2 separate regions of the Homo sapiens genome follow, and region 2 is linked to region 1. Evidence: chromatin loops called from intact Hi-C (ENCODE). Cell type or tissue: A673. All regions are shown on one strand. Each heading gives the region's core, and the rest is flanking DNA. Links, peaks and the distances in the headings are about the cores only.

What was found. Peaks named below come from ENCODE experiments on the same cell type or tissue, not always from the same donor. Only the 100,000 strongest peaks of a DNase experiment are listed, where the experiment ranks them.
Region 2: it touches region 1 in a loop (8-fold over the local background); 31 of 110 quality-filtered maps call a loop at or near these places.

What each region holds. Positions count from the first base shown.
Region 1 is chr5:41,268,322-41,273,850 of GRCh38, reverse strand. No RefSeq gene overlaps it. Among named protein-coding and RNA genes, the nearest start is that of C6, 58 kb to the right of the region's middle. In A673, for the core only: a CTCF peak has its summit at 3,248 (motif pointing left); a DNase peak (open chromatin) is centred at 3,240; H3K27ac peaks cover 372 bases.
Region 2 is chr5:41,638,663-41,644,191 of GRCh38, reverse strand. No RefSeq gene overlaps it. Among named protein-coding and RNA genes, the nearest start is that of PLCXD3, 130 kb to the right of the region's middle. In A673, for the core only: a CTCF peak has its summit at 2,335 (motif pointing right); no DNase peak of the experiment used is centred there.

The DNA.
Region 1 (5,529 bases), core at 154-5,153:
TAAGGCTCTTTCTGCACTCATAAATTAATTTGACTATCCTGACAAACTTTGGGTATAGGCTGTTTACAATATCATTTTTCAGTCAAACAAGACCTCTGAGATTGGTTGCACAACTGGATTTTGATTTGTTGACTTGGTCCTCAGTCTTCAAATGACTAAGTAGATTATTTGATTCTCTTAATTTGTATTAATAAATGGAGATGGGATAATGGTCAGCCATTTGAAAAATAAATATAACTGGATGTTTCCTTTACTCTTTTCACAAAAATAACTTACAAGGGAATCAAAACTTTAAATGTAACAATATAAGAGTATTATTTATAATCTTGGAAAAGATAAGACCTTTTAAGGCTAAACATAAAACTCAATAAACTGCAAATTAAAAGAAAAAAAAAAAAAGAAACAAAGCCTGTCTAATCAGAAAAAAACTTGGGATCTATAGTAATTAATCAATCAATGGCTTTTTTTGCCTGGCTGCAACAACTATACCTATTGTAAATTCTCTGGATTTTCTAAATCAGTGATTTAAACCCAAATTTTACACACACAAAATTTTAGTGTGTGTAAAAGCCATAAGAACCTTGTAAAAAATGTTGAGGTAGGCCGAGCCTAGTGGCTCACGCCTGTAATCCCAGGCGTGAGGATTACTTTGGGAGGCCGAGGCAGGCAAATCACAAGGTCAGGAGATCAAGACCATCCTGGCTAACACGGTGAAACCCCAGCTCTACTAAAAATACAAAAAATTAGCCGGGCATGGTAGCATGTGCCTGTAGTCCCAGCTACTTGGGAGGCTGAGGCAAGAGAATTGCTTGAACTTGGGAGGTGGAAGGCAGAAGTTGCAGTGAGCTGAGATCACGCTATTGCATTCCAGCCTGGGTGACAGAGTGAGACTCCGTTTAAAACAACAACAACAAAAAAAAAAAAACAGTTCAGATCTAGACCCCCACATCCAAATATTGTAGTTTAGTAAATAGGACTGTGGTTTAAGAATTTATGTTTTTTAACAAGCACTTCAGGTGATTCTGATAGACATAATTCTTAGCCTACATTTTGCTAAACACTAATCTGTAACTACTGGGATGCCTTAAAGTCCAAATTTGTTCTCAAAAGAAGAGTGTAGCTAACCCTCAGGTTCTTGGCAGTATAACTAACACTCAGGTACTTGGCACCAAATGGAAAATTTAAAAATAAATCAAAAAAGCATTTTGTTACAAAGAATGGAAGGGGGAATTGTAAAATACAATGTCATACTTTTCTTTCTTTATCAATTTACATGCATTATTTTCCTATTTTTATGCATTCTCATTTCATTATGAAATGTCAAATAAAATGGTAATTCAATGATGGAATTTTCTCTTTCCAGAGTCCCAGAATACAATCAGAGTGATATGGTAAACTCTTGTCATTCTTTGTTGCATTATGAACTCATTATGGAAACAAGAATCGTTTTCAATAATCTTCAGATTCACAGAAAGGCAGCTGAGGATAATATGACCTACCACATTCTGCTTGCTGGTGTCTGAAGCTTGTACCATAGACAGCTCACACACAATGCTTATTTACCATTGAAATTTTATTTACTCACATTAAATCAATTTCTAAAAGAATTTCTTTATAAGCAGCAATTTCTCATGTAAAGAAGTAATCAAGTGAGCCTTTTAGAAGCTTATATACCAGAGATTTATAGGGTCTCCATATTCCATGTCTGGCCTGACTTTGTACTTAGCCAATCTCAGTAGGTAATCTAACTTAGGAGTTAAAAAGGAAGGAAGAAAGGGAGGGAGGAAAGGGAGATGCAGTTAATAAACTCTAAGTTACCATAATAACCAGTTTTAGAGATATGAATTTGTGCAATCACTGTAGTTCATCACACATAGCATTACTTCATATGGAATATCTACTGACAACTTGATGAAAAGTTTGGAAAGAGGAATATGTGCCTCACTGAGTTAAAAACGAAATGGCTTGTGCATTTAAACACATGTGGCAAAGCTTAAAAACCAGTTTTCATCAAATGAGGTTGTATGCTACCTTCTACATAGCCTCATTCTAATGAAACCTTATTTCCCAGCAAACTCACCATTTAAGAGAGCCCTCCCATGGGCATAACTTAAAGAATAGGACCTCCTCCTCCTACCCATCCAGATTCACATTCTTTTAAAACATTCATCCTTTTGCTGTTCATTTATTCTCCCTTGCCTTATTTTGTCCATTTGTAAAAAAGAAGACAGTAATGAACCAACCTCATTAAATTGTTCTGAGGATTAAATAGGTTAATGTATATAAAATATTTTGAAAAACATCTGGCATTTAGTAAGGGTTAAGCAAATGTTTAAGAAAAATTCTCGGCACAGGTGTTTCTGCCATATCACTATATATACGTGCATTCTCACATTTTTCAAAATCATGCATTAAACATAATAGGGTTCATGGAGAAAAACAGTGTGAGAAACAGATCCCTCAAAACCTACAGCACTTTTTGGCCAGGGCACTAACAAAAGCAGTAACAATCCTAAAGCGAACACTAGCAGAGTTAAATCTCCACTTGCCTTCGCCCTAGAACCTGAATCAGTTTACCCTCCGGTGTCTAAAGCTCTCTTCTTGGAAATGGAGGGCTTTAAAAACAGTTGCTTTAATACAAGCCAGTTACATCCAAAATAAAAATATGATTCAGGAATGTATTTTGTTGTTGTTGTCATTTTGTTTTAACACAGGGAAATGTCTTTCCAGGTTCTAATCTTCACTTACGCTACCCTCAGATAGTTTAGCACAGTGGACAGCATAGCAGTTCTTAAGGCCATTAACCAGCTGCTATCTTGGACTAAACAGAAGACATTTTGAGATTTTTCAACTTTTTTTTTTTTAAGATCTGCAAATGTCATTACAGTTTTATTTTATTTAACTGTGAGGAAACTTACCCTTGATCATGTCAAATGATGGACATACTGGGAAAAATCATGTTTGGTTCAATTTGTCTGCCCTGTTGTGCTACATAATTCCCCTGATTACCAATGCATGTGAGTTAACTTTCATTTTAAAATACTTGTTGTAGCAAAGCAGACTGTAGATGTAATTTTTAAAATCCAGAGGATTTCAGAATTGTGGCTTGATAAACAGTATCTTACAGGTTCAATTCCCTCCAAATGGTCTTTTTCAAAAGTGAGTAACTTTTGACTAGCCCAGTTATTAAAGGCTAACAAACCCTGATGAGTTAGAAGTTTGGAATACTGTGTACACTGGTGCACCCTGGTGGTAAGCAAAGGGCAGTCAGACTTCAGGTACTCGGCTAATATATCAACTAGGGAAAGCAGCTCTGTGGTTTCAAGTGCCATTATATCTCAGCCAGTAATAAACATATAAAACTCAACTCTGATCTTCCTCAGAGGACTTTCTTTTGTTGTTGTTGTTTTCCTTCCTTTGGTCATTGCTCATTGCTTGATTTTTTTCCCCCTTTTCTAATTTCTTCTTCTAAACGGTATTGGAAAAGAAGTAAAGATTTCTACTGTTGCTCTAAAGTCAAGAACTGTTTTTCTCAAAGATTTTAGGCCTTGGATCCTTTGAAGGGTGGACGTGATATGACAACAGGCAGTGGATCTCAAGCAGCTTTTGGACCCCCTTAAAGATACCTGCTGCTCCCATGGATTACTTGTTACACCCTTTCTTCCTGCTCTTCTGTATCACCAGAAAAAAAGAGAATCCAAGGACAGCTGTGGATAAGGCATCAACAGCTATCCCATCAACAAGGAAATTCTTGTTATATTTTAGGCATTTGTTCTACTAGATACACCACCATAGCCTACATTAAGCACCCTCCAGAACCATAGTCTGAAGATCCCAAGGGTAAGAAAATCACAATGCAAAACCTAGCTTACTTCACTCCAGCTTTTCACAGCCTCATGCTACACTATTTTCTTTAAAAAAGTGAAGTTTTCTGAGGTCCTGTGTCCAGTATTTCAATGTATGAACACTACTTAGACTAAAGTGAGGACTTGCTGAGTTTTATTGGATTGTTTTTGTTTTTTGTTTTTAAATTAGAGATGAAATCTCACTATGTTGCCCAGGCTGGTCTTGAACTCCTGGCCTCAAGTAAGCCATTACACCCAGCCCTTGCTGAGTTTTAAGTAGATTAAGTCAATGGAACATTACCAGCGTTAGCTGTGATCATTGATAAAAGAGAAAGCAACACATCTCAGAAGAATGGAGAGCTCAAATCATTCCTCAAAATACGAGGACTTGAGTGGAAGAAAGGGAAAGCCAGCCCATCATAACATAATTAGAGAGAGGTGTCCCATTTGAATGTGCTTTGAATTTCTTCATCCTTGCAGCCATTCCCCATCACCTTAGTCAATAGGAAATCATCAGTATACATTATACTTTATTTGCCTTATTTCATAGACACTCCATGTAGACTCAGACTCCTAATGATAGTGTCTAGATTCTGACATCAGGTTACCTGAGAAGCACTCTTTCTGAAGTCAGAAGTAACTGTCAGAGCCAATGGATGAAACCAAGTCCCCATCTGGCTGATGTCTCTGCTACCTTTGGTCTGACTGTATAATCTCACACCCTTCTCCCAGATATGATCTTCTTCTCATGGATCTATTAATGGCTCTGTCTCACTCTAATGTTTACTGTGATCACATGGTCCTTCATTTCTGCCTTTCTCAGCATGTCAGTTCCATTTTCCTATCCACAGACTCAGCAAGTCTATAGTGCTTCTGCTGCCCACTTGCTTGTGGTCCTGGCTTGCCATGACACCAGAACTGACGTCATGCCTACATAACCATTTAATTAAGCATACTATATGACCAGGTACAGTCATTGACCTTATCTAGTAAGACAAATGCCCAAGCAGGAGAAACTGCTTGGTCACATTCAAGCCAAAAGATGAACTAGCTGCAGGCCAGGTCTAATCAGTTGGAGGTGGTGGTGGGCATGCTACCCACTTAGTAGGCCCTGTAGGGAGCACTGGGTAAACATTAATTGACTGTCAGCTCATGGCATGCATTCTTCACTCTTTGCCCTCAGCCCACAACTGTTGTAGCCCATTATTTATCTCTTATTATTCCCCTGCCCTCCTGTCAATTCTTTGCTATATTAACAATGGAAGTTTTGCCATTTTTGCCTTACTTTCTCATGCTTTTACAGATGTCATTCTCTCTGCCTGAAATGTCTCTATTGTTTTTTGTCTGCAAAATTTATCTTGCAAGACCCAACTTTACCTTCTGTGGGATAACTTCCCCTACTGTTGTAGGCACTAAGTTCTCATTCACCTTTGCACTTACTTCAATTTTATACTTATTGTACCCTGTGGACACTGTGCATTAATATATTTTTCTCCTGTAATAGAATTCACATTCTTTGATGTACATGACTATCTCTTAGTAATCATACCCTTTTTTTCAGTGCCTAGGACTGTATCAGGAATGCAGGCATTCAATAAAGATTTCCTGAAAGAATCCATACATAAGTGAGTTAGGAGTCTAAAATGAAAATGGAAATATTAAATAAAGGATAAGGAAAAGGGGA
Region 2 (5,529 bases), core at 259-5,258, 370 kb before region 1:
TAGAATAATTATATTCCTTTTGGCATAAACCTAGTGATGGGATTGCCAGGTCAAATGGTAGTTTTGTTTTAAGTTCTTTGAGAAATTGCCAAACTGCTTTCCACAATGGTTGAACTAATTAACATTCTCACCAGCAGTGTATAAGTGTTCCTTTTTATCCACAATCTCACCAGCATCTGTTTTTTTATTTTTATTTTTTAATAATAAACCTGAATGGTGTCAGAGGCATTTCATTGTGATTTTGATTTGGATTTCTCTAATGATTAGTGATGTTGAGCATTTTTTTCCTATGCTTGTTGGCCATGTGTCCGTCTTCTTTTCGAAAGTGTCTATGTCCTTTGCCAACTTTTTAATGGAATTGTTTGCTTTTTGCTTGTTAGTTTGTTTGAGTACATTATAGATTCTGGATTTTAGACCTTTGTTGGATGCATAGTTTGCAAATATTTTCAACCATTCTGTAGGTGATCTCCTTCCTTTGTTGAAAGTTTCTTTTGCTGTGCAGAAGATCTTTAGTTTAAGTACCATTTGTCAATTTTTACTTTTGTTGAAGTTGTTTTTGGTGTTTTTGTCATAAAATCTTTACCAGTTTCTATTTACAGAATAGTATTGCTTATGTTGTCTTCCAGGGTTTTTATAGTTTTGGGTTTTACACTTAACTCTATAATCTATCTTGAGTTGACTTTTGTATATAATATAAGGAAGGGATCCTGTTTCAATCTTTTGCATATGGCTAGCCAGTTATCCCAGCACTATTTATTGAATAGGGAATCCTTTCCCCATTGCTTGTTTTTGTTGGCTTTGTCAAAGATCAGATGGTTGTAGGTGTACAGTGTTATTTCTAGGCTCTCTATTCTGTTCCATTGGTCTGTGTGTCTGTCTTTGTACCAGTACCATGCTGTTTTGGTTACTGTAGCCTTGTAGTACAGTTTTAAATGGGGTAATGTGATGTCTCCCACTTTGCTCTTTTTGCTTAGGATTGCCTCTGTTATTCAGGCTCTGTTTTGGTTCCATATGAATTTTTAAATAGTTTTTTCTAATTCTGTGAAGAATGTCACTGGTGTTTGATAGGAATAGCATTGAGTCTATAAATGGCTTTGGTCAGTATGGCCATTTTAACAACATTGATTCTTCCTGTCCAGGAGCATGGAATGTTTTTCCATTTGTTTATGTCATCTTTGATTTCTTTGAGCAGTGTTTTGTAATTCTTCTTGTAGAGATTTTTTTGCCTCTCTGGTTAGCCGTATTCTTAGGTATTTTATTATTTTTTGTGGCTATAGGGAATGGGATTATGTTCTTGGTTTGGCTCTCAGCTTGGATGTTGTTTGTGTAAAGAAATGCTATTGACTTTTCTACATTGATTTTGTGTCCTGAAAGTTTTCTGAAGTTCGTTATTGGATCTAGGAGCTTTCAGGCAGAGACCAAGAGGTTTTCTAGGTATAGAATAATATCATCTGCACTCAAAGATAGTTTGACTTCCTCTCTTCCTATTTAGATGCCTTTTGTTTCTTCCCCTTGCCTGATTGCTCAGGCTAGGACTTCTAGTACTATATTGAATAAGAGCGGTGAGAATGGGCATACTTCCTTGTCTTGTTCCAGCTTTCAAGGGGAATACTTCCAGGTTTTGCCCATTCAGTATGTTGGCTGTGGGTTTGTCATAGATTGGCTCTTATTATTTTGAGGTATGGTCCTCCAATGCCTAGTTTGTTGATGGTTTTAAATATGAAAGATGTTGAATCTTATCAAAAGTCTTTTCTGCATGTATTGAGATGATCACGTGGTTTCTGTTTTTAGTTCTGTTTATGTGATGAAACACATTTATTGATTTGTGTATGTTGAACCAACCTTGCATCCCAGGGATAAAACCTACTTGATCATGGTGGCCTAGCTTTCTAATGTATTGCTGCTGGATATGGTTTACTAGTATTTTGTTGAGAATTTTTGAATCTATGTTTATCAAGGATATAGGTCTACAGTTTTCTATTTTAGTTGTGTATCTGGCAGGTTTTGCTATCAGGAAGATACTGGCCTCATAGAATGAGTTATATATGAGAGACATATTCCAAGTATATAATTTCCTTTCTGACTCTCAGGGCCTCAGCCAGCACCATCTTCTGAGGGTCTGATCAGTTGACATGAAGTCGTTCATAACATTGCATCAGATTTCAGACTGCTTCTGAACTGGGCCCCTCAAAATGGAACTTTAAAAACGCCTTCTTTTAGTGAGCCCAATTATGCAAACGTTTATTTTTAGGACTTTGATTAATGGTATTTTCTATTACTTCTTTTACCATTCTATTATTTAAGTTTGTGGAATAACATTCATTTCTCCAAAATATAGAACATTCAATTTAGGTATGTGACCACCAGATGTCATAGTATAGCTTGATTTCTGACAAGAGTCACATTTATGAGTAGACCATGAGCAGTTCTAAAGGAAAAAAAAAAAAGATAAAACCCTTTATTAAAACAGTTAAGCTGAAGTAAATAAATATTCCATACCCATTAAAGAATAGAGTTTTGGAAGTAATCATTGAGACGGTCTTCTACTTATTGCTAGAGGATCCAAGATGGCTTTACTAAATCTCAGAACATCTCATTTTTTCCTGGGGTTTACATGTAATTCACATAAAAACTCTTCGAGCTGAGAATGTATGTTTCTCTTCTCTGTAACATGTTCTGTTGAAGGTCTTATTTGTAAAATCTCAGCCTTATTTAGATTTTTTTTATCCAATCATTATTTAAGCTTAGCATAAATCATTAAAACAGACACATTAAATGATTTTCAACCTAAGGTTTTTGACTGGTTTCATTGCCAATGAGATTTTTAGTTTGTGTTTTATTGATGATAATTTTTTAAAAAATAGCTCAACATTGCTAGGAGAGTACTGTTCCCAAAGAAGGACTTAGTCTTTTAAAATTACATTGATTTCTGACAAGGAACAAGAGTCAGTTTCATATTTTGATTGACTTGAAGAAATATTTGATTTCATTAATTCAACTTTTTCAGTAAGTTCTTATTGTCAGAGGTGCTTGGATAATAATCCTCACTTTACCATTTTTGGACTTACTTTTCCTCTACTTTGCAACCACTGTGTTGTTTTCCCTAGCGTGTTTGTTTTTCTTTTTCAGTTTTCCAGCTGCTTCTCTCTTCTTTCTCCTATTATTTCTGCTCTGTTCCTGCCTTCCCCTTCCACAGATGCCTAGACAGGCTCTAGCTAGCCAGTTAGTTTACAATGGTTCCTCTTCCCATGACCCCCACTCTCACAACATAATTCCACCTCACACACAGCTTCAAGCCACTCTCTGCATTATTCTGCAGAGATCTGTGTTCTCCTTTTTCTTATCTGATGTACAATAACAAAATGGCAGTAAAAGCATGTTGGCTTTTTAATCTTTTATGTTTTTAATTAAATTCAAAAGTAAATAATGATATCTATCTATCTATCTATCTATCTATCTATCTATCTTCTATCTATCTTCTATCTATTTATAGCCAAAAGATGGCTGCTTTCCATTTAAAAGAGATTTAAGAAAAAAAGAAGAAAAGTAACTGAAAGCAGCTTTCTACCTAAGTGATGAATCTTTTCCTTGATCTATAAATATCTGGGACTTGAATTAAAAGGAGTGAGCTGCTCTTTCTGGATGTTGATGATTCTCAGAGTGGAATCTTATCGACTTATTGTTTGAAAAACAAGCTTCTCATATCCTCCAAAAGTAGTTTAAGTGTATGTATGGGGGTGTCTGGGTGTGTGTTATTACATTAGCCAGCGGATGGCATGGTTTTACTGATGGTATAAAGAGACCACAACATGTCTCTCTGAAGGAAATTTATCATCATTGTTCAGGTTAATGTTTTTAATATCAGAATATTTGCTATTGCCAGTGAGGTAATGTTTAAATAAATCAATAGTGCCACTTTATTATGCAATTGTAATAAAGTCTAGGCCTTCACATGTCCCTTGAGTTTAAGTTCAGCTCTCGGTGTTGGCTTTAAGCAATTTCACTGCCTTCCTCCTTTTCTGGATTGATTGGAATAAATAAATGGTGTAGTCTTTGGTAGGTAGGGAGGGTTGTCCTGGGAGCTTCATGCTTGTGTGATGATGCCCCTTTTGCCATCACTGGCTGGGATTCCTTTTTGTCCTCAATGAATTAGACACTCAGGCAAAATTGTCTAAGTGATCCAAACTTTTCCAGAGCCAAGAGAAGGTCAGGGAAGAACTTGAGCAAATCCCCATGCTCACCTTCCTTGGAGGTTTAGATCCATGTACACTTTTCAGTCATTAAAAAGTATTCCTAATTTTTTTTTGAGGTTTGCATAAAGGCTAGAAGTTCTCACTAGGGTTTACCTGGAAGAGGTAATGGCTTAAGAAATTAGGTGTATCAGTCCTGTTTGTATTGTGAGGATTAATTGCCTTAGTATCCAAAGGTACAGATAAAAATAAAAGCCATAAGTTTTGCATGCATCAGGATGCAAGCAGTTTTCTCACAAAGATCAATACCCTCCATAGAGGACTATTAATAGGAAAGTTCTGAGGACTTTCATCTACAAAGCAATCTGTGAGGCTAATCATAACCCTGAGCTGAGGTGCATTCCCAGTTTAACATAACCAATTAGAAGTCATGGAATAGAAGAATTAAATGGATTGAATTTGCTCATCATGCCATTCCTTACCTTTGGAGTGTGCTGGGCTCTCTGGAGGTTAGAAAGATATTCTTATAACAAAACCCCTCATTGAAATACCTTCAGAAAGGAAACAGGCCCACCTTTCCCATTTATGTGACAGTTGGGAAACATATACCACTTTACCAGTGGTCATCTCTCATAAAATGATGTCACTCTGGATATGACCTCTAGATTAGTGGTGTGTCAGGCAACTATTTTTCTTAAAACTCCAGTGAATAGCTCCTGAAAAAGGATTTCATACTGATAAAAAATAAGTGGACTAATGGTCCACTTACTGTATTTTATGAGTCAGATTTATGAAAACCCAGCTTTTGGGAAATTGGGTTGGTTAATTTTATGTATCAACTTGACTGGGTCATGGGGTGCCCAGACATTCAGTCAAATATTATTATTTAATTAATTTAAATAATTATTATTATGGGCGTGCTTTTGGATGAGATTAAGATTTAAATCTTAATTAAGTAGAGCACATTAAGTAAAGCAGATTACTCATCCCTAATGTGGATGGGCCTCATGTAGTCAGTTGAAGGCCTGAATAGAACAAAGAGCTGACCCTTTCCTGAGTAAGAGAGAATTCCTCGTGCCAAACTACCTTTGAACTGGGTCATTGGCTTTTTTCTATTTGAACTGAGACATCAGCTCTTCCTGGGACCGAAACTAAGCAAATAGATCTCTTGATACTTAGGCCTTTGAACTCAGACTGGATCTACAACATTAGCTCTTCTGGGTTCCCGGGTCTGACTTATCTTGCAGATCTTGGGACTTGTCAGTCTCCATAATTGTAAGAGCCAATTCTTTATAATAATCTTTTTCTTTCTGTATATACATTCTATTTGTTCTGTTTC